Regions from separate parts of the Homo sapiens genome. Here region 2 is linked to region 1. Evidence: chromatin loops called from intact Hi-C (ENCODE). Cell type or tissue: PC-3. All regions are shown on one strand. Links, peaks and the distances in the headings refer to the core of each region. The heading gives the core; the rest is flanking DNA.

Region 1 (8,000 bases), core at 1-8,000:
GGATTATAGGTATGAGCCACTGTGCCCAGCAGCATTCCTTGAAAAGACTATCTTTGCTCCATAATATTGCCTTTGCTCCTTTGTCAAAGATTAGTTAACTGTATTTATTGGGTCTATATCTGGGCTCTCTATTCTGTTCCATTGACCTATTTGTCTGCTTTGCCAGTACCAGATTGTCTTGACTACTGTAGTTTTATAGTAAGCCTTAAAGTTGGGTGTGTCAGTCCTCTGACTTTGTTTTTCTCTTTCAATAGTGTTGACTAATCTGGGACTTTGGCCTCTCCATATCAACTTCAGAATCAGTTTCTCAATATCCAAAAAATAACTTGCTGGGATTTAGATTGGGATTGCGTTGAATCTACATGTCAAGTTTGGAAGGACTGTCATCTTCATAATATTGTTTTCCTATCCATGAACATGGAATACCTCTTTTTATTTAGTACTTCGATTTAGTTCTTCAGGGTTTTACAGTTTTCCTCATATAGATCTTCTATATATTTTGTTAGATATATCCCTAAGTATTTCATTGGGGGTGGGTGCTAATGTAAATGGTGTTGTACTTTTCTTTCTTTCTTTTTTTTTTTTTTTTTTTTTTTTTTTTTGAGACAGTGTCTCACTCTGTCACCCAGGCTGGAGTGCAGTGGCATGATCTTGGCTCACTACAACCTCTGCCTCTGGGTTCAAGAGATTCTCCTGCCTCAGCCTCCCAAGTAGCTGGGATTACAGGCATGTGCCACCATGCCCAACTAATTTTTGTGTTTTTAGTAGAGACAGGTTTTCACCATGTTGGCTAGGCTGGTCTTGAACTCCTGACCTCAAGTGATCCACCTTCCTCGGCCTCCCAAAATGCTGGGATTACAGGCATGAGCCACTGTGCCTGGCCCAGGTGTTGTACTTTTAATTTCAAATTCCACTTGTTTATTACTGGTATGTAAAAAGGTGATTGAATTTTACATGGTAACTCTTTACAAGCTTGCTATAATTGCTTATTAGTTCCAGGAGTTTTTTGTAGTTCTTTGAGATTTTCTTTATAGATCATCATGTTATCTGCAAACAAGGATAGTTTCATTCCTTTCTTCCCAGTCGGTATACCTTTTTTTTCATCTTATTGCTAGCCCTTAGTATGATGTTGAAAAGAAGTCATGAGAGGGGACATTTTTATCTTGTTCCTGATGTTAGTGGGAAAGCTTGGAGATTCTTACCATTAAGTATGATGTTAGCTGTAGGGTTTTTGTAGATATTCCTTACCAAGTTGAGGAAGTTACCTTTATTCCTAGTTTACTAGGACGTTTTTGGCTTTTTTTTTTGCCTTTGAGACAAAGTCTTGCTCTGTCACTCAGGCTGGAGTGTAGTGGCGTGATCTTGGCTCACTACAACCTCCGCCTCCCAGGTTCAAGTGATTCTTATGCCCTAGCCTCCCAAGTAGCTGGGACTACAGGTACACACCACCACACCCGGCTAATTTTTGTATTTTTAGTAGAGACGGTTTTGCCATGTTGGCCAGGCTGGTCTTGATCTTCTGACCTCAAGTGATCCACCACCTTGGCCTCCTAAAGCACTGGGATTACAGGTATGAGCCACCACACCCGGCCTGGAGGATTATTAATTGGCCTAACTTCCATACTGTTTATCTCAAGGAATAGGAAGGTCTGAGAAGAGGGAGAGAGATGGGGAACAGCCAGTCAGTGGAACAGTCAGAACACACACAATATTTAATCAGTTAAGGTTTTCTTCTTATGTAGGTCAATTCATGGTGCTCCAAAACAATTACAATAGTAACATCAAAGATCGCAGATCACCATACCAGATATAAAAAAAATGGAAAAGTTTGAAATATTGCAAGTATTACCAAAATGTGACACAGAGACCAGAAGTAAGCAAATGCTGTTGGAAAAATGGTGCCTATAGACCTGCTCAACACAGGTTTCTAAAAACTTTTTCAGATTGTAAAAAAACACAGTATCTGCAAAGCTTAATGAAATGAAGTGAAATAAAATGGGGTATGCCTGCACTTTTCAACTATTAGTTTCAATTATTGAAAATAATTTACAGATTACATCCTTCAAAGTACCATTCCCCCAAGTCAAGAATTTGTGGGTAGTGCCCAACCTAAGTAACCATAATCAGCACCCTATTTTTCTACCATGTTTTTAACTGTATGTTTTCTGTGGCTGCTTGGAACTACCTACCATATCTTTGAGATGGCTTGTATTTGACAGCAATCTCATGGATAACCCTTCCATTCTCCCCACACCAATTTATGGTGATATGGTTAGTTTCTCACATGTAAGATATAGCACCTTTTAATTAGGATGAATAATTCTTCCTTTCCTCCTCTTAAATGTACTTTTCTATTCCTCAGTATGCCATGATTTTTATCTCAAGACAAGGGTAGACGAATTTCAAAGCTAAGTCATATTTTACAGTTGCATTTTTGTTATTACTATAGGCCCTAGGAATTCTGCTTTCAGGAGATAACCATTGTTGAGATAATCACTGCGATTATCTCAGAAGATAGTCACTCTCCTGAGTTAGTGATTATCAGGAGATAATCACTATTCCTCAGTGATTTTTTTCTATATAAGTCTATTTTTATGTGTAAAAATAGGCTCATATTACATGTAATATTTTGTAAATTATTTTACACTTATATATTTATCTCAAATAGCCATATCAGTGCATATTTGTCTACTCATTCGTTTTATTGGCTTTAATATTATGTGGATGTCACCGTAATTTACTTAGCTGGTCTTCTATTGTTGATTATTAGGGTTGTTACCAAAAACCATATTTTCATACTTTCTAGCATGCTTTTAGTCTAAGGACTGGCTAGATAGACTCCTACCCCAGCCTCTGTATGTATATGTCTGTGTGTGCAGTAACTTCAGTATTAGAGACTTGATGGCTTATTGACAATAGCAACCTTTTACTCTGAGTGGTTCCAGCTAAATTATGTCATTTCCTATTTATTTCTGATTAAAACTTCTTTGAAATTTCATTTTTCCCTAATGGGTCCCTTTCTATAACAAAATGTATAGATCCTATTTAGACATCTTTATCCACTCTGAAGATACAGTTTGAGATGAGAAAAAATCAGGACATTGCTATAACCAGTTTTAGTATATAACTTAGTGTTCAAACTGTGACATTTCTGGAGTAAAAGGGGAGTGTTATTAATAATTACTTCGGTACAACAAGCACAAGCCAGAATTGTCCTAGGTAAAATGAGATATATAGTCACCTTATCTATAAACAGCTACAAATAGGATTGATCACTCATCCATGCTTCTAGATTTGGAATAAGAAAGGAGAAATGGAGAGTCAAACTGTAAGGAAGAGTAGGAGGAAAGAGAGGGAAAAGTAAGAGGGAAGGGTCATTCCAGATATCCAAAATCTGGGTAGCAGAATCAGTCACTGAGGGGAGAAACCAAATTCTGCTTTAAAAAAAATTTCTCTCCTACTCAAAGTGTTATCTGAAGTTATTCCTTTTAGAGAAGCTAAAATCTGATTAAATTTCTTGGGAGATCTATATTTCATCCCATCTTAATGTCTTTATAACAGATAATCTAAATTTTTTGTGTGTGCTTTCTAAGGTACGACCTTAAGGACACAAGTAAAATCACGCTGGTGGACATAGAGCTGATTGCTGCAATGGGCCCTCCAGGTGGTGGAAGAAATCCAGTTACTCCCCGTTGTATTCGACATTTCAACATCTGCAGTATTAATTCTTTTAGTGATGAAACTATGGTCCGAATCTTCTCATCTATTGTAGCATTCTACCTTAGAACTCATGAATTTCCTCCAGAGTACTTTGTAATTGGGAACCAGATAGTCAATGGGACTATGGAGGTCAGTCAATAATGCAATGTAAATGTTTTAGTATTACATATTTCCCTCATTTGGCGCTTATTTTATTTTTTTGATGCTATCTGCTTTGGTCTTTGGTGTCAGAGAAACTGTTTAGAAGACCAGAGAATAGGAAGATCACAGGATTTGAAATGAGGGAATCCAACTTGGGTTGAGCCTTGACTGCTATTTCCTAGCTATATGATTTTGAGCAAGTAATTTGACATTCCAGAGGCTGTTTTTTTAATGACTAAAATGGAATAAAACACCTATTTCACAAGGTTGTTATAAGGAAAACATCTAAAACTAGTATCTGCCACATCACAGGTATTTTTCTATTAGGTTCCTACTCTGGTACTTGTCGTTTTTTCTCTCTATCTTCCCTCCCATTTTGCATGCTTGTCTTAAAGAAATTTAAGCAGCTTATGAATACATTACTTTTAGTCAGACCACATAATTTATAAGTAGCAATGAAAAAATAATTATAAAAGAGAAATACAAGGGTAGAAACAGACAACAAGACTCCCCATATGGCCAAAGAACAGTTTTTAACTTATTTCGGGTGTGTTATTTGCCTCTGTTCAAAGACTAGAGCCAGCCTCATCTCTAATGGTAAATGGGAAACAATATATTTAAAGGCACGTCAGTCATGATCTTACCAAACTACACTTTCTAGAAGCTTCATAAAGCAAGTTTCATTTTGTGATCACTGCAACAGGAAGCAGAAAACTCCCTAGAATCCTTCCATCCATTTCCAAGAACATCAATCTTCTAAAATTCTCCCCTTGTTTCAGTGGAAAGTGTGTGCTGTTCAAGTAAAGAAACTACTATGAGCAAAGAGATAGTACATTTGTTCTGATACAGAAAAGTGCTTCTATTTATAAAACATAATATTTCTATTTCAGGCATGTCCTGGAAAATACAGAGGTGTTGGTCAGGTAGAAGGGGATACAGAAAGCATCCCTGCCACCTCCCTACCCCCGGCTTTTTTTTTTTTTTTTCTGTCTTTGAAGCATTATAGACCTACCATGTGTGGAGGTTGGAGCAGGGAGATGAATCACAGAACACATACAAATAAAAAACGTTGGCTGGGCGCAGTGACTCACACCTGTAATCCTAGCACTTTGGGAGGCCAAGGTGGGCGGATCACAAGGTCAAGAGATTGAGACCATCCTGGCCAACATGGTGAAACCCTGTCTCTACTAAAAATACAAAAATTAGCTGGGCGTGGTGGTGTGCACCTGTAGTCCCAGCTACTCGGGAGGCTGAGGCAGGAGAATCACTTGAATCCAGGAGGTGGAGGTTGCAGTGAGCCAAAACCTCACCACTGCACTCCAGCGGGGCGACAGAATGAGACTCCATCTCAAAAATAAAAAAAAAGTTTTTTTGTTTTCCTTTTTTGACTATATTATAAAAGGCTTAATTCACCTTCCTTTAAGAGAACGTTAAACTTCATTTGGTGAATTCAGTACATAGTAAAAATATACTTCATTTCCTTAAAGCCAATTTAGATATAAAGAAGAAGGGGGGTGAGGGAATAAGAGATAGAAGGGAAGAGAGAGAACAAATTGATTTATTTTGAAGTTGATTGTAGTAACAAGAAAATTATTTCATCTTCCTCTTCATTTGGAATGATTCAGCATGAGTTATCTGATTTCCCTTTCTCTGAAAGATTTTGTTTTTCACTATTTAACCTCAGATTATTCACCTTTAAATGGTGTAACCATAATAACTGGGAAATAAAAGTAGAGACAGGTTTCCACTTGGATGGGCTGGGCTTGGATGGAATCGGATATTAAGTTCCCTCAAGTTAATAATGCCTGGTTGAGTGCTATAAGCCAAAATAAACATATATGCCATGCTAAGCTTAGTACTATGCAATTTTCCAAGCCAGTATAATCTTTTTTTTTCTTTTTTTTTTTTTTTGAGGCAGAATCTCACTTCGTTGCCCAGGCTGGAGTGCAATGGCGTGATCTTGGCTCTTTGCAATGTCTACCTCCACCTCCCGGGTTCAAGCCATTCTCCTGCCTCAGCCTCCTGCGTAGCTGGGATTACAGGCACGTGCCATGACACCTGGCTAATTTTTGTATTTTTAGTAGAGACAGGGTTTTGCCATGTTGGCCAGGCTTGTCTCGAACTCCTGACCTTAGGTGATCTGCCCACCTCAGCCTCCAAAAGTGCTGCGATTACAGATGTGAGCCACCGCGCCCAGCCCAAGCCCATATAATCTGACAGAGTAAATAAAATATTTTGTATAACATTCCACTGGTTACATGACTTTACTGATTATAAGCATTTTATTTTTGCTTTGTTGCTTTTTTCATATTCAGATATATAAACAATCTGTGGAAAATCTTTTACCCACTCCCACAAAATCCCATTATACTTTCAACTTGCGTGATTTTTCACGCGTCATCCGGGGCTGTTTACTCATTGAAAGAGACGCCGTGGCGAACAAACACACTATGATCCGTCTGTTTGTGCATGAGGTTCTCCGAGTGTTTTATGATCGCCTCATTAATGATGATGATCGAAGATGGCTGTTCCAGTTAACTAAAACTGTTATAAAGGACCATTTTAAAGAATCATTTCACAGTATCTTTTCACATTTGAGGAAACAAAATGCACCAGTGAGTATGGCGATTAAGAACATATTGAGTTAAAGCAGTACCATATATGAATTGTTACAATTAAGTTATATTTTTAAAAATCATTTCTTAATGAACATATTCTTTTAGCATTCCTTGTAAATAGGTGTTTGTTTTGAGAAGATTTATCTTCATAGGAAAGTATGTAACATAGAAGTTATTTAAAGAATAACACCTTATGTGATAGGGAATAAATGATATAATAGATATAAAGTGCTTAACATGATGACCATCACTTAGTAACTACTCAATGGGAGTCGCCCAGAATGACTTCTCTAGCCTAACAACAACAAAACATATAAATCTTACTTTTCTTTTTATATCCTAAGGATATAATTTCAGGTATTAATTTTATAAGTGCATTTTTTACTACCCTAATGTTTAAAAACTTAATTACTTTATAACATGGATGAAACAAAAATTTTGTTTTCTTAAATTTATTTTTAAATGTTTTAAGTTTTAAAATTTGTTGATTTCCTTTCTATAGGTAACTGAAGAAGACTTAAGAAATCTCATGTTTGGTGATTATATGAATCCTGACCTTGAAGGAGATGATAGAGTTTATATTGAAATTCCAAATATTCATCATTTTAGTGATGTTGTGGACCAGTGCTTAGATGAGTATAATCAAACACACAAAACAAGAATGAATCTTGTCATTTTTAGGTACCTATATATGGTGTTGATGCTTGAAATTGCTATCTGTAAAATGTTATTATGAAATGTTTGAAATGTACCAAAAGGTGTAAAGAAAAATACAGTGAATGACTTTGTACCCATTATCCAGCATAAAACATAAAATATTAGTAATTTATTTGAAATTCCCTGTTATAGTCACCCTGTCTCACTGCATCCTGTGTCATACGAGTAGTAGTGAAAAGAAACTTGTGTTTCTTTTTTCTTTTTCTTTTTTTTGAGACTGAGTCTTGCTCTGTTGCCCAGATTGGAGTGCAATGGCACTATCTCAGCTCGCTGCAACCTCCACCTCCCGGGTTCAAGCCATTCTCCTGCCTCAGCCTCCCAGGTAGCTGGGAGTACAGGCATGCGCCGGCATGCCTGGCTAATTTTTTTTTGTATTTTTAGTAGAGATGGGGTTTCACCATACTGGCCAGGCTGGTCTCGAACTCCTGACCTCAAGTGATCCGCCTGCCTTGGCCTCCCAAAGTGCTGGGATTACAGATGTGAGCCACCACACCTGGCCGAAACTTTTGTTTCTTAGAACTTTTACTATACATGTATGTATTCGTAAATATGTATGTAGTCTTATTTTGCATATTTTAAAACTGCATATAAATGGTATAATACTGGATATAATCTTCTGCTAGTTGGTTTATTCCATATTGTGAGAGTCACAGAAAAATGAATATTTACCACTATATTGCATTCTATTATATAATTGTACCACAATGCAGTCATTCTTCTGAGACAAATTTTAGGTGACTTCTAGTTTTTGCTATTATAAAAAAGGCTTTGAAAATTCACATCCGTGTCTCCTTGGGTACATGT
Region 2 (13,391 bases), core at 3,215-11,214, 430 kb before region 1:
TAAAAGCTAAGTTATATTAAACTTCCTAAAGTTTATTTTAATTTTAATAATTAAGCTGTAATCGCAAATAGAAAACACATTAATGTTTTAAATTTACGATATTACTTCATATGCCAAGGACAAAAAAAAAGGAAAAAAAGAATTAAAATGTTTTAAAACCTATGCTATTTTGCTTCAGATATCTTGAAAAGTAAACAAACAAGGAAAAGTATGTGGCTTCTAACAAGCATAAAATAAATGATTCTACTGAAAGCACGGACAGTAATGGGAGGGCCTCGCTCTGCTTAATCTTTCCTTCTCACTTTCCTATTCAATGCTCTACTTTTCCTTCAATTTATTGCTTCTCTTAACCTCCTACCCTCAGGTCACTGTCTCTGTTTTTGAAAGACAGGAAAATATTATGTTGGGTATAAAAACAAGCTTCTAGCATATTCAAGGCTTTTCCCACAAATAAAAAATGTTAAGTTTAAAGATTGCTCAACTCCCTTCAACACTTCATAATAATAATCTCTGAAAACCCCAAGATCAAAATGTACTTACATATGCTTTTAAAAATCTAGATTTTATGGGTAATTTTCCCTTTCAAATGTCGGCCTCTAAATGACCTTTACACTCCTTCATACAAAAAGTAAATAGGACATTGGAAAAATCTTCAAAAACCTCCCACCAAAATAAGCTAACAACTATATTGGTATCCTCAAGGTCTTATAAGATTGTGACACTGGCATTAATACCAGAAGTGATCACAGTTTAAGAAGTCCTATATTAAATGAAAATAAAAAGGAATGAAGCTATCACTTACCAGTAACTTATATACTTGAAACATTGTGAAAAACAACTAATTATCCATCAAAATATAAATTAAATTTGGAAACAAAATAATCTTTGCCTTTGATACATTATTATTTACTAGAATTGTAACTAAAGCAAAGAAGCAATTTAAACTGAAGTGTATTATATTCCAAAAAGTACTAATCAATTTTCTAATATTATTTAAATAGTCCTGAAGCAGGTATTAGCAGTACACCATCACCTAGAATATTATTACTAAATTCTTTACAGTACTAAACTTCACAAAAACTTCACAGTACTAAATTATACTCACTCTGAGCGGAGCCGGGCTTCCATACCATCTGGTAGAAAAAGTTTTATTGTGGAAACAATACACCCATGGGTAACTGGTTGAAACAAACAAATAATATGGATGAAATAATTGTTTAAAAATATAAAACTTCACACCTCTCATATGTAAACATAGTTTATTCTTAAAAGTAACAATTTCTCAGAAAGAAAATAAAGCTAGTGGTTTAATGACATTATTACCCTGGAGAAACTCATCTTGTCCATAACGAATCACAATTTCAAGGTAGAAATAAGGATAGAATCATTTTGAAAAGTGTCTTAATCTCCAATTCTGTAATAATAGTCAATAAAAAGTCAGTTGAATATATGGAAATAAAATTGTGAGGGGGAAATACACTTTTCCCCATCTGCCAGTATCAAACATAAGGTCTGACTATTCCCAAATTTAAAATATAGTTCTTATTCCAAATCTTCCCTTCCCCAACCTATTACACACCTAACCACACCTCACAAAACTCTAAAGTTCTGCATAATACAGTTGAGAAATGCCACTCAATCCCCCATTTTATGGGTGAGAAAACCAAGACCTCAGACAAGTGAAACTGCTTCCACAATTCTCTGCTATTAAGTATCAGAATTGTTTGCTAGTGTCTCATGTTTCCATTTCAATATTTAAAATTTTGTTTTGTTTTCTTGATAGTTGTTTCTTCCTCCACCCCCAAAATGACATCAGTACAGTCCCTTTGTAGACAGCTTCTCACTGTTGCATCTTACTTCCTCCTTTTCCTATTGAAGATTTTAAGAGACAAAACTCCTGAAAGTAGCACTTGTACAGAGTTTCTCTATATGTGGGTTTAATTTTAAAAAATTGTTTTCTGGCTTGAAGGTTGACGGTTTTTTATTTCTCTTTATTCTTCAAATACTGTATTACATTTTCCAGAGTTCAAAGAATTATTTATTTCACTAAGCTCTGATTAAAAACTAATGCAGGCTGATGAGAATACACTACATCATGATTAGGGGAGTGGTGGTTATGAGACCATATATATTTGTCAAAACTCACTGAATTGTACATGTAAAATTGTGTTATACGTAAATTATATCTCAACAAAACTGAATTTTAAGAATAGAGCTAATGTTGGCCGGGCATGGTGGCTCACGCCTGTAATCCCGGTACTTTGGGAGGCCAAAGTGGATGGATCACCTGAGGTCAGGAGTTTGAGACCAGCCTGGCCAACATGGTGAAACCTCTCTACTAAAAACACAAAAATTAGGCCGGGCTCAGTGGCTCACGCCTGTAATCCCAGTACTTTGGGAGGCCGAGGCAGGTGGATCACCTGAGGTCAGGAGTTTGAGACCAGACTGGCCAACATGGCAAAACCCCTCTACTAAAAATATAAAACTTAGGCTGGGCACAGTGGCTTACGCCTGTAATCCCAGCATTCTGGTAGGCTGAGGTGGGCAGATCACCTGAGGTCAGGAGTTCGAGACCAGCCTGGCCAACATGGCAAAACCCCTCTACTAAAAATACAAAAATTAGGCCAGGCATGGTGGCTTATGCCTGTAATCCTAGCACCTTGGGAGGCCGAGGCAGATCACCTGAGGTCAGGAGTTCAAGACCAGCCTGCTCAACATGATGGTGGGTGCCTGTAATCCCAGCTACTCAGGAGGCTGAGGTGGGAGAATCGCTTGAGCCTGGGAGGCAGAGGTTGCAGTGAGCCAAGATCACGCCACTGCACTCCAGCCTGGGCGACAGAGTGAGACTCCATCCCAGAAAAAAACAAAAATAGCCGGTATGGTGGCAGGTGCCTGCAATCCCAGCTACTCGGGAGGCTGAGGCCAGCAGAACTGCTTGAACCTGGGAGGCGAAAGTTGCAGTGAGCCGAGACCATGCCACTGCACTCCAGCCTGGGTGACAGAGCGAGACTCCATCTCAAAAAAAAAAAAAAAAAAAAAAAATAGAGCTAATGCATTTGGGGATATTAAATGATCAGGCCGACGAATCATCAAGATGATATTATAAACATGAAGTAATATGACTGTCATCTGGAAATGCACATTAAAATTAAGGAATTTAACACCATGTATTCAATATTGATTTTCATTACTAATTGATTATATAAAAAGTGCTAACACAGATCAAGAACCATCTATTGGCAGGGCACAGTGGCTCACACCCCTAATCCCAGTGCTGTGGGAGGCTGAGGTGGGGGGATCACTTGAGTTCAGCTTGGGCAACATAGTGAGACCCACTCTCTACAAAAAATTTTAAAATTAGCAGGGTGGGGGTGGTGCACACCTGTACCCAGCTACTCAGGAGGCTAAGGCTGGGGGATCGCTTGAGCCTGGGAGTTCGAGGCTACAGTGACCCATGATCACACCACTGCACTCCAGCTGGGCAAGACCCTGTCTCAAAAACACAAACAAACAAACAACAATAAAAAACAGAACCATCTATTGGCAGTCTTCTAAACTCTGCCCAGCACAATAACCATGGCCATGAACCACTGGGCTCCTTCATTCCTGTCTGACCTCATCCTCTATCCTGCTACGAAGGATATCCTATACAAAGCCAAGCTACCTGCGATCTCCAAGCACTTTACCTTTCACAGCCCCATGCCTTTTACACAGGCTGTCCCTTCTGTAAGCAATGTTTTTATCCTCTCGCCTGCATGACCATGTGCTACTTAGTCTCCAGGCTCAGATTTTCTAATTCCTTCACCAAAGCTCAGTATCTGGGTAAGATGTCCCCAGAGCCTCCTATATCTATTTCTTAAAACATTAAGCACATTGCATTGTGAATATTTACGATTTACAGAAACTGTTGTCTCACCAATTAGATTCAACTCTTTGAGGGCATCAAGGATTATCTGCTTCTCAGTTTAAAAACCTGTGTACTTAGCAGAGTCATCTGGTACAGAAAGCATTTTACTGAAGATGTTGAGGAACATGCCTGCTTAGTATTTTATAGCTCCCATTACTCCTGTGCAAAGATGTTTCTTACTTTTAAGACATTAGGGTTCATCTCTATTTGTAGGAACCACCTAGCTTTCTCCTTTCCCAGGCAAAAGACAGAAGAGATGGATTTCTCTCTCTTATGATAAATGAGTTTCTAGAGGATGGCTCCTCAAGACATTCACTATAAATAGCCTATAATAAATACAGGAGCATAATACAACATGAAGATCCAGCAATACCTACACTTTAATTTGGTAGAAAGTTGTTTTTTTAAAAAAGAAAAATAGGTAGAACAAGTTATAGAATAAAACTAGTTCCAGAGGTGACAACCTGTGATATACAACATCAGTAATTCTGTTGTTCAGACACATTACCCTGAAAGTTCAGCAAATGAGCTGATGCGCAAATCTATGAGATGAACCAAGGGCTAATATTGACTGGGCAGTACAGAGTTGCTGCACAGTTGAAGGCAATTTAAAAAACAAAAACAAAAATAACCCACGTCTGACTAAGCTCACAATTTAGTCCAGTCAACGATGCCTTTAATGTGATTCTCATGACAACCAGATACACACATGCATAGACATGTTATCCTTTTGATTTGCAACAGGCAAGTAATTAAAGCAACCTGATGAAAATATTTTGTTCTAATACTTATATTAATCAACTACACATAGCAGCATTTCCCAAAATGCTAGCAAGTGTTACAAAAAAGGATCTGAGGGTCTGATGAGTTTGGGAAATGCTTGGTTTAAAAGAGATTTAGGGGCCAGGCACAGTGGCTCACGCCTGTAATCCCAGTACTTTGGGAGGCCGAGGTAGGCAGATCACGAGGTCAGGAGAGAGAGACCATCCTGGTTAACACAGTGAAACCTTGTCTCTACTAAAAATACAAAAAAATTAGCCGGACGTGGTGGTGGGTGCCTGTAGTCCCAGCTACTAGGGAGGCTGAGGCAGGAGAATGGCAAGAACCCAGGAGGCAGAGCTTGCAGTGAACCGAAATCGTGCCACTGCACTCCAGCCTGGCCAACAGAGTGAGACCTTGTCTCAAAAAACAAACAAACAAACAAACAAAAGATAGATGAAGATTAATGGGACATTCTCAAATTTACTCAACCAATATGTTCCAGGTTGTGTGTGGAGATTCTACAGTGAAGACAGACACACTTCCTATAGTTGCACAGCTTACAGTTTAGTGAGGGCAGTAAACACATAAAAGGGATGAGTACAGGGTACAACAGGGGCATGGAGTGGGCACCTTGTCCAGCCCTGAGGATCAAGAAAGGTTTCTAGGCATAGGAAAAAGCATGTGCAAGGGCTTGAAGGCCATGTCTATTAGGGGGAGTAAAAGTAATTCAGTGCAGTTGAAGCACAATGCCAAAGGAAGATACACCATTGACTTTGCTCTTTATAGGCCCTTTGTTCACAGGAGCTTAACTAAGAAAAAGATATTGGTGATGAAGGCCTGAAGTAATAAGCTGACTGAAGTTACATGTGTTCACAGAACTAACTGGCCCCAAGCTTTGCAAGAGAGGGTTACTGTAATAATGTGTGACCCAGAAAACTCACTCTTTAAGCAGTTTGTGGGTCCAGGAAAAGAGGAGTGGCCAGTGGTTAGGTTAGTAAACCTTGGCTTTCTCACTTTCTTCCTTTCTTTTAAAAAATCTATTAGAATGTCAGCTCTTTGTTTACAATAATATTTTATCAGTATAGAGCAGCTTATGTGTACATGCCTGACCATTGAGTTTTCTCCTTGAAGCCATACACAAAGAATGCCAAACATCAAAATCAGATTGTTGGTGGGGTCCAGTGGCTCAAGCCTTTAATCCCACCACTTTGGGAGACTGAGGCAGGAGGATCACTTGAGGCCAGGAGTTCGAGACCAGCCTGGGTAACACAGTGAGGCCCCATCTCTATAAATTAAAAAAATTTAAAAAACAGATTGTTTTGGATTGCTAAGAACAGAAATGACACTAATATGAACCGATATGTTCAGTGGTATTAGGCTCATGTTACCTTTTTAACAAAATCCTGATACACACACATACAATCTTACATATTATATATATTCTTTTTCTGAAATTTTTTAACATATACACAAATTAGTTTATATAAATACATAAATGTCCTACATACTGGGTGATTTTTTAATTGTAGTTCTAGTAACCTTTCCCTTTTAATTTGGCTCCCTCTTCTCCTCTATTCCTTCTTCCCTCCCACCCACACTCCTGGACGACTCACATTAAAGATCTAGAGATATATATGTCTAACATATATGTATTTATAGGGATTGGTGAGACTATTTTAAATAATGAAATTATTAAAAACAATTGATTCTTTCTTTACTCAACATTATATCTTATAGAAATCCCTGCAATTAATATAATTTTTTCTTTTTAATACCTGTAAAATGGGGAGTTTTAAAATTATGCTTCCATTGTTTTTAGTATGATACACACTGATGCCAAAAACATCCTTTCATAAATCCTATTTATCATTCACATGTATACAAATGTACTTTATTATAAGTGTATTCAAAAGCACTATATAGTATTGTTTTGCAGGCATTCATGCTTTCTGTAAATGGTTACACTATACAAATCCTTCGACAGTTTGCTTGAGATAAAGTTTGAGATTTATCTTGTTTATATATGCAAATTTAGTCCATACATTTTCACAGCTGTATAGTATTTTGCTATTTTTTATTCTATTTTACTTAACATTTTTATTTTACTTAGTTTTCTTTTCATCCTATTTATTTAGAATTTTTATTAGGGGTAACTTCTAAATTTGATCAAATGCCTTTTCAGTATCTCTGGTTATTCAGCGACACAACTACTGATTATACAGTTGCATGGTCTTTCTACTTTAGTCTGTGGATTATGTTGATAGACTGCCTGATACTGACTCATCTTGGCATTTCTGGAATAAATCCTACTTTGTTGTTTATTCTAGCTTTATTTCTGAATTTAATTTGTTAATATCTTTTGTTTTTAGAGACAAGGCTGGAGTGCAATGGCATGAACAGGGCTCACTGCAGCCTCAACTTCCTGGGCTCAAGTGAAGTGATCCTCCCACCTCAGCCTCTGGAGTAGCTGAGACAAGTGCAAGCTGCCAGGCCCACAGCTAATTAAAAAAAATTTGGGGGCCAGGGGAGCGGGTAGAGACAGTGTCTCCCTATGTTGCCCAGGCTGGTTTGAACTCCTGGGCTCAAGGGCTCCTCCTACTTCAGCCTCCCAAAGTGCTGGGATTACAGGTGGGAGCCACTGTGTCTGGCCTAATAGCATTTTTTTTTTTTTTTTTTTTTTTTTTTTGAGACAGGGTCTGGCTCTGTTGCTCAGGCTGGAGTGCAGTGGTGCGGTCATGGCTCACTGCAATCTCTGCCTCCCAGGCTCAAGCCATCCTCCCACTTCAGTCTCCCAAGTAGCTGGGACTACAGGCGTGCGCCACCACGCCCAGCTGATTCTTGCATTTTTGGTAGAGATGGGGTTTCACCATGTTGCCCAGGCTGGTATCAACCTACTTGGCTCAAGCAATCCACCTGCCTCAGACTCCCAAAGTGCTAGGATTACAGGCATGAGCCACTATGCCAAACCCTGGCCTAGTATCTTAATTGAAATTTTTCATCTATTGTTATAAATAAAATTAATTATAGTTTTCTTTTTTGTATCTATATCTTTATCAGATTTTCACATTAATGATATGCTAGGTTCTTTAAAGGATTCTGAAAGCTTTCCATCTTTATGTTTGGAATTACTTAAATAACACAGGGTTTATCTGTTTTTTAAAAACAGAGGGATCAGCTGTAAATCCCTCTGTTTCTGGTGTCTTTTCAATGGTGAATCTTTAATAACTTTTTAGTCTCTTTCAAAAACAATCAATTAATCAAATTTTTCCACTTCTTGAGATAATTTTGCTAGGAAAACATCAATTTACTCTAATTTTTTCTTTTCTCTTTGCCATAGATAGCCATATAAGATTCTCTTATTATTCTTGTAGTATATCCTGTATTTGTGTTTTATTTCTCCTTTCTCATTTCTCATCTTGTATATTTTCGCTAGTATTTTTAACTTAATGCATTACGGTTTATTAATTACCTTGTTCACTGTTTGTTTTCTTTTTATTAATAAAAGAACCAGCATCTGGGTTTGTTTATCCCTTGTAGAATTTTTTGTTTCATTAATTTCTGCTTTTATTTCTCCTTTTCAGATTCTTTTACTTATTCGTTTTCTAATTTCTTCTGATTAGTGTCAGATTTCTTAATTGTCTTTCTTCTTTAACATGAATGGAATTTAAGATTATTAATTTTATCTGACTAAAAGACTTACTGTATTTTGGCATAAAAGTCTCCTCTCTTTACAATACAGTGTGAAATTTCCCTTTTGATTTCCTCTTTGATCCAGGGGTTATCTAGTAGTGTTGCATAATTTCAGGAGCATTCTCCAAGTGATACAAAAGTTATCACAGCACTGTTTAGCATAGGATAAAAATCAATACTTTTTTTCTGGTATGTCCTTAAACAGGTAGTACTCAACTGGTGACACAGCTGTATCCCAAGAGCCCGTGCTTAACATAAGTCAACTTTTTGAAGCCAGTAAGTACCAAAAGAAACAACATTTTAAATGTTGCAAGTTTTTTTTTTTTTAAATCTAATCTCCTTAAAGTTAGCATAAAAGATAAATCAAATTTCACAGAAGACTGTAAAAATCTAATGTTACTGGCCAGGCGTGATGGCTTAGCCTGTAATCCCAGCACTTTGGGAGGCTGAGATGGGCAGATCACGAGGTCAAGAGAACGAGACCATCCTGGCCAACATGGTGAAACCCCGTCTCTACTAGAAATACAAAAATTAGCTGGGCATGGTGGCATGCACCTGTAGTCCCAGCTACTCGAGAGGCTGAGGCAGGAGAATCACTTGAGCCCGGGAGACAGGTTGCAGTGACTGGAGATGGTGCCACTGCACTCCAGCCTGGCAACAGAGTGAGACTCCGTCTCAAAAAAAAAAAACTAATGTTACTAAAATAAGATTATACTAAGAGGAACCTTGAATCTCAGGGTCATCTTCTTAGCTTTCTATAGCATTTTCTAAAGAGTATCCCTCACAGATAGACCCTCACAGATAGATGGGAAAAAACAGTGGAAAGGAGTTTGGAAAGAGTTGCATTCTATAATGGCCACCTCCTTGGAAATCTGCATATATGTTAGCATATTAAAAGCTCCAAGAAGTCCTGCTTATCTTACCTAAGTATTCTCTAAATGTATTTCATTACCTCATCCTTTTTGTCAATCAACACCTAATAATTCCCTTTAGGAAATGCAAGCCAAGAAGACAGACATTCCTTGGAGAGAAAGACAATGTAATCAAATTCTCTTTTTCTCTATGGGTTACTCACAGTTGGGGTTCCATTTAATGAGCTCGGTTTACTGTTTGCTGAATGACTTGTAGGTGTGATATGGCAACAGCAGATATAGGAGTGTCTAATGCAGCTGTTCCCAGTATGGTCATATATAAGTTGAATTCTCTTAGTAAGAAGTGTCAATATTCTTTACCAAAATACAAACCTTTCTTTTTTGGTTTACAATTGTAAATGGAAATTCCTAAGATGTTGGCCCTGCCCAAATTCAAATATCAAAACCTAACTTTCTGAGGAGGCCAAAAAAACCCATTAAAAATAATACTGCTGTTGCAATACCAGTGAAAGTATATGCATAAATATGCATATGAACACACACACACCAGCATCATCAGCATTATCATCATCACCACCATCACCATCTCTACTATGCAAAATTCTGACCAGTATCACCAGATCAGAGTATGTTCAGACAAATGAAAGGAGAAACTTGCCAAATGGTTGCACTATCCATATTAAACTAATGAAGTGGAACTAAACACTTATGGTTTTTATCCATTTAGTTTTATGATTTAGCTATATAATTTCATGGTCATAAAGAAGACCGTGAACTAGGTAGAGGCAGGAAGCTTCTGAATTGTAAAAACAAAGATCAATCTACATTTATTTAGCTAAAGAACTTTCAAAAATTGTGAGACATTAAATTTTATTTTATACTTGTGATAGCTACTATTAGCTGCCTACCTCTACTACCTTTCCATCTTCTTTCTTGCTAAGAGAGCTCTAATTTTGTTTGGGGTAACAATGTACACACAACCTGAAGGAATAAATCAAAACTGATCTATGTCAATCATAGATCTTCTTGCTCCCTTTCACGAGATTAAGTAACTTCACCAGACTTCTTTGTAGCTGCAGGTAACTATGTATGCGATCTACCCATGTGGCCAGTGAGACCTAAGGAGAAATCTGCTGGGAGGATTCTGCAAAAGATTGTTCTTTCAACATAAGAAGAGAGCCACACAAGAAGGCATTTTATCCCCGCCTCATCCTTTTTGCCTAGGATACTGGTGTGAGGAAAATGATGCCTGGGGCTTGCAGCCATCATCTTATGACCATGAAGCAACAACCAAAAGCATGAGAAACTAAAATGTTTAAGACAGTAGAACAGGAAGACAGTAAGACCCTGGATCCCTGATGATCTCATTGAGTCAACTGAACAAATGAACCTATCTGCCTCCAGATCTCTCATTAAGTCTCATCATCAATAATAAATATCCTGTGATTTAAGCTTGTCTTGGTGGGGTATGCTGTCATTGCAGCTGACTGGTCCCTGACTGTGATGAAGAATATAAACTACTAAATAACACTTCAGAATTTAAAATTTTAGAAGAGCAATACGGAAAGTATGAGACTTTTAACTTTTCACTGTATATAATGCTGTATTTAAATCGCTTTCACAAGCATGTAATGTTTCATAATGTCAAGTAAGATAATAAAAAATTAAATAACCTTTAAAAGACAAGTAATAAAAAAAGTGATCCATACCCGTACCTTTCCGTGTATTCTCTGTCACGTCTACTCCAAACTGGATAATGTCACCGGAAAGAATTTCACATGGTGGACTTTCTTCAGAGCCTCGACTCAATCTCTGGCTATTTATAAAAGTACCATTACTACTTTTAGTGTCTTGAAGATAAAACTGCAAAAAAAAACAAAAACAAAAAAGGGCCAAATATTAATAGTAATAATTCCAAATGTACTTTTTAAAAAAATGCTTCCAGCTTTGCCAACTATTGCAAGTGAATTTTTCCCCTATTAATTCAAACCACTCATTTCAGCTAAGGTTCTCCTTTAATATATATGAAATTAGAATCTGAAAACTAGGTGATTTAAAATTCAGCTACATAAAACGGTACAACCTCTTTGGAAAAAGAGTTTGTCAGGTCCTCAAAATGTTAAACATAAAGTTAGTATACAACTCAGCAATTCCACTCCTAGGTATACATCCAAGAGAACTAAAAACATGTTCTCATAAAAACTTCTACACAAATGTTGGCATTATTCATAATAGCCAAAAAGGGAAAATAATCCAACTATCCATCAACTGATAAATGAATAAACAAATGTGGTAGACATTCATATAACTGAATATTATTTGGCAATAAAGGGGTGAAGTATTGATAACATGCTATAACATGAATGAACGTTTAAAACATTATGTGAAGTAAAAGAAGTCAGTCACAAAAGACTGATGTATTATAATGATTCATTTTATATGAAACATCCAGAATAGGCAAAGCTATACAGACAAAAAGTACATGAGTGCTTACAAAAGGCTGAAGTGGCAGGTAGGAATGGGATGGGTACAAGGTTTCTTTTTGAGATGATGAAAATATTCTAAAATTAGTGGTGATGGTTGTCCAAATTTGCTTCTCATCACTTGGGTAACCCTCCCTCTTTAAAAACAGAAAGGATAGCAGGAGGCACAAGAAGCCTACCTATTTATCACTTACAAATCCTTAAAAATTTCAGCACAACTGGGATCACACACAATAGACTTACTAGGAAGAGAACCACCAGTAAAAAAAGACGTACCTTTCTTTTTCGATTTTTCTACACTCTTCAGCCCTACTTATTTTAGTAACACATTTTCGCTGAATTTCTTCCTAAGGAAGAAAGGTAAAAAGACACCTAATACACTATATATCAAAATATACTTTTGCCATCAGGCCCTCATTTAACATTAAAGCTATGATAAAGATATTACTATTTTAGGCCAGGTGTGGTGGCTCACGCCTGTAATCCCAGAACTTTGGGAGGCTGAGGCGGGCAGATCACTTGAGGTCAGAGGTTCGAGACCAGCCTCGCCAACATGGTGGTGTATGGTGGTGTGGTGGCACGTGCCTGTAATCCCAGCTACTTGGGAGGCTGAGGCAGGAGAATCACCTGAACCCGGGAGGCAGAGGTTGCAGTGAGCCAAGATCGTGCCCCTGCACTCCAGCCTGGACAACAGAGCGAGACTCCATCTCAAAAACAAACAAACAAACAAAAAAAGATATTACTACTTTCATTTATAAAGGAAAAAAGTGAGATGCAGGTATATTAAGTATCTTTCAAAAGTCACAGAACTGGGGAACACAGAAGCAAGAGTTCAAATAAGAAAATTAAAAGGGCCATTTTTCCTCATTACTTCACAGGGGACACAGACTTTATGTTTCATTTATCCTTCACCCCTCCCACAGCTCTCTTCCAAAATTAAATACAACTAAAGACTAAGAAGCAATCTGCAGAAAATGTTCAAATTACATTTCATTTCATTAATTGGTAGCTGACAATATAAAGGCCACTAGGCTGTCTATAAATGACTTATTCTCTGTTTATAATTCAAAATAGACCAACTGTTACTTTGATTAGCAGTTTGTATATCTAATTACAGACGATTAATTAGAAAATTGTGTTGATATTTTAAATACATTTGAAACTTACAGGACTTAACATTTCACCCAGGGAGATAAGGACAGACAATACTTTCAAGTAGGAATATTTACCCTCAAAATTTTTTCTACACTGGAACTTAATGTTACATTGTATAAGAGAGTTTTTTTTTTAATAAATATATTCTTGGGAAATGTGGTAATGTCTGGATTCTGGTCAGGTTATTTTTAGTAATATGTGCCTGGGCAAGTTAAATAAGGGGATTATATGATATTTACAGTGGTTTTCAAACTTCAAGTTCTGATACATTAGTGGGTTACTAAGCCAATTTAGTGAGTTGCAACTAGCATTTTTTAAAAAAACATAAAATGGAACAGAATAAAAATAAAGAATACATGAAAAAAGGTTTATTACTGTTTAACAACACTGTTGAAAAACAAAAAGAAATATATGTACATATATATACAACATATATATGTATGTATATCAACACCTCATGTTTGTAGCTTCTATATAACTCTAAAACCACAACATATTTTCAAATTTAAAAGGTTTTACATC

Evidence for each region. A loop is a pair of places that touch in the nucleus more often than their neighbours do. Peaks named below come from ENCODE experiments on the same cell type or tissue, not always from the same donor. Only the 100,000 strongest peaks of a DNase experiment are listed, where the experiment ranks them.
Region 2: it touches region 1 in a loop (2.5-fold over the local background); 14 of 110 quality-filtered maps call a loop at or near these places.

The regions. Positions count from the first base shown.
Region 1 is chr3:57,404,129-57,412,128 of GRCh38, reverse strand. DNAH12 (dynein axonemal heavy chain 12) reads left to right here. Exons shown (of 74, transcript NM_001366028.2): 40 at 3,594-3,849; 41 at 6,177-6,476; 42 at 6,982-7,160. Among named protein-coding and RNA genes, the nearest start is that of ASB14, 120 kb to the right of the region's middle. In PC-3, for the core only: no CTCF peak of the experiment used is centred there; a DNase peak (open chromatin) is centred at 4,898; H3K27ac peaks cover 566 bases.
Region 2 is chr3:57,829,086-57,842,476 of GRCh38, reverse strand. It overlaps SLMAP (sarcolemma associated protein), which reads right to left. Exons shown (of 25, transcript NM_001377540.1): 3 at 10,947-11,094; 4 at 1,106-1,178. Among named protein-coding and RNA genes, the nearest start is that of SLMAP, 79 kb to the right of the region's middle. RefSeq lists enhancers at 1,904-1,953, 10,280-10,781. In PC-3, for the core only: no CTCF peak of the experiment used is centred there; no DNase peak of the experiment used is centred there.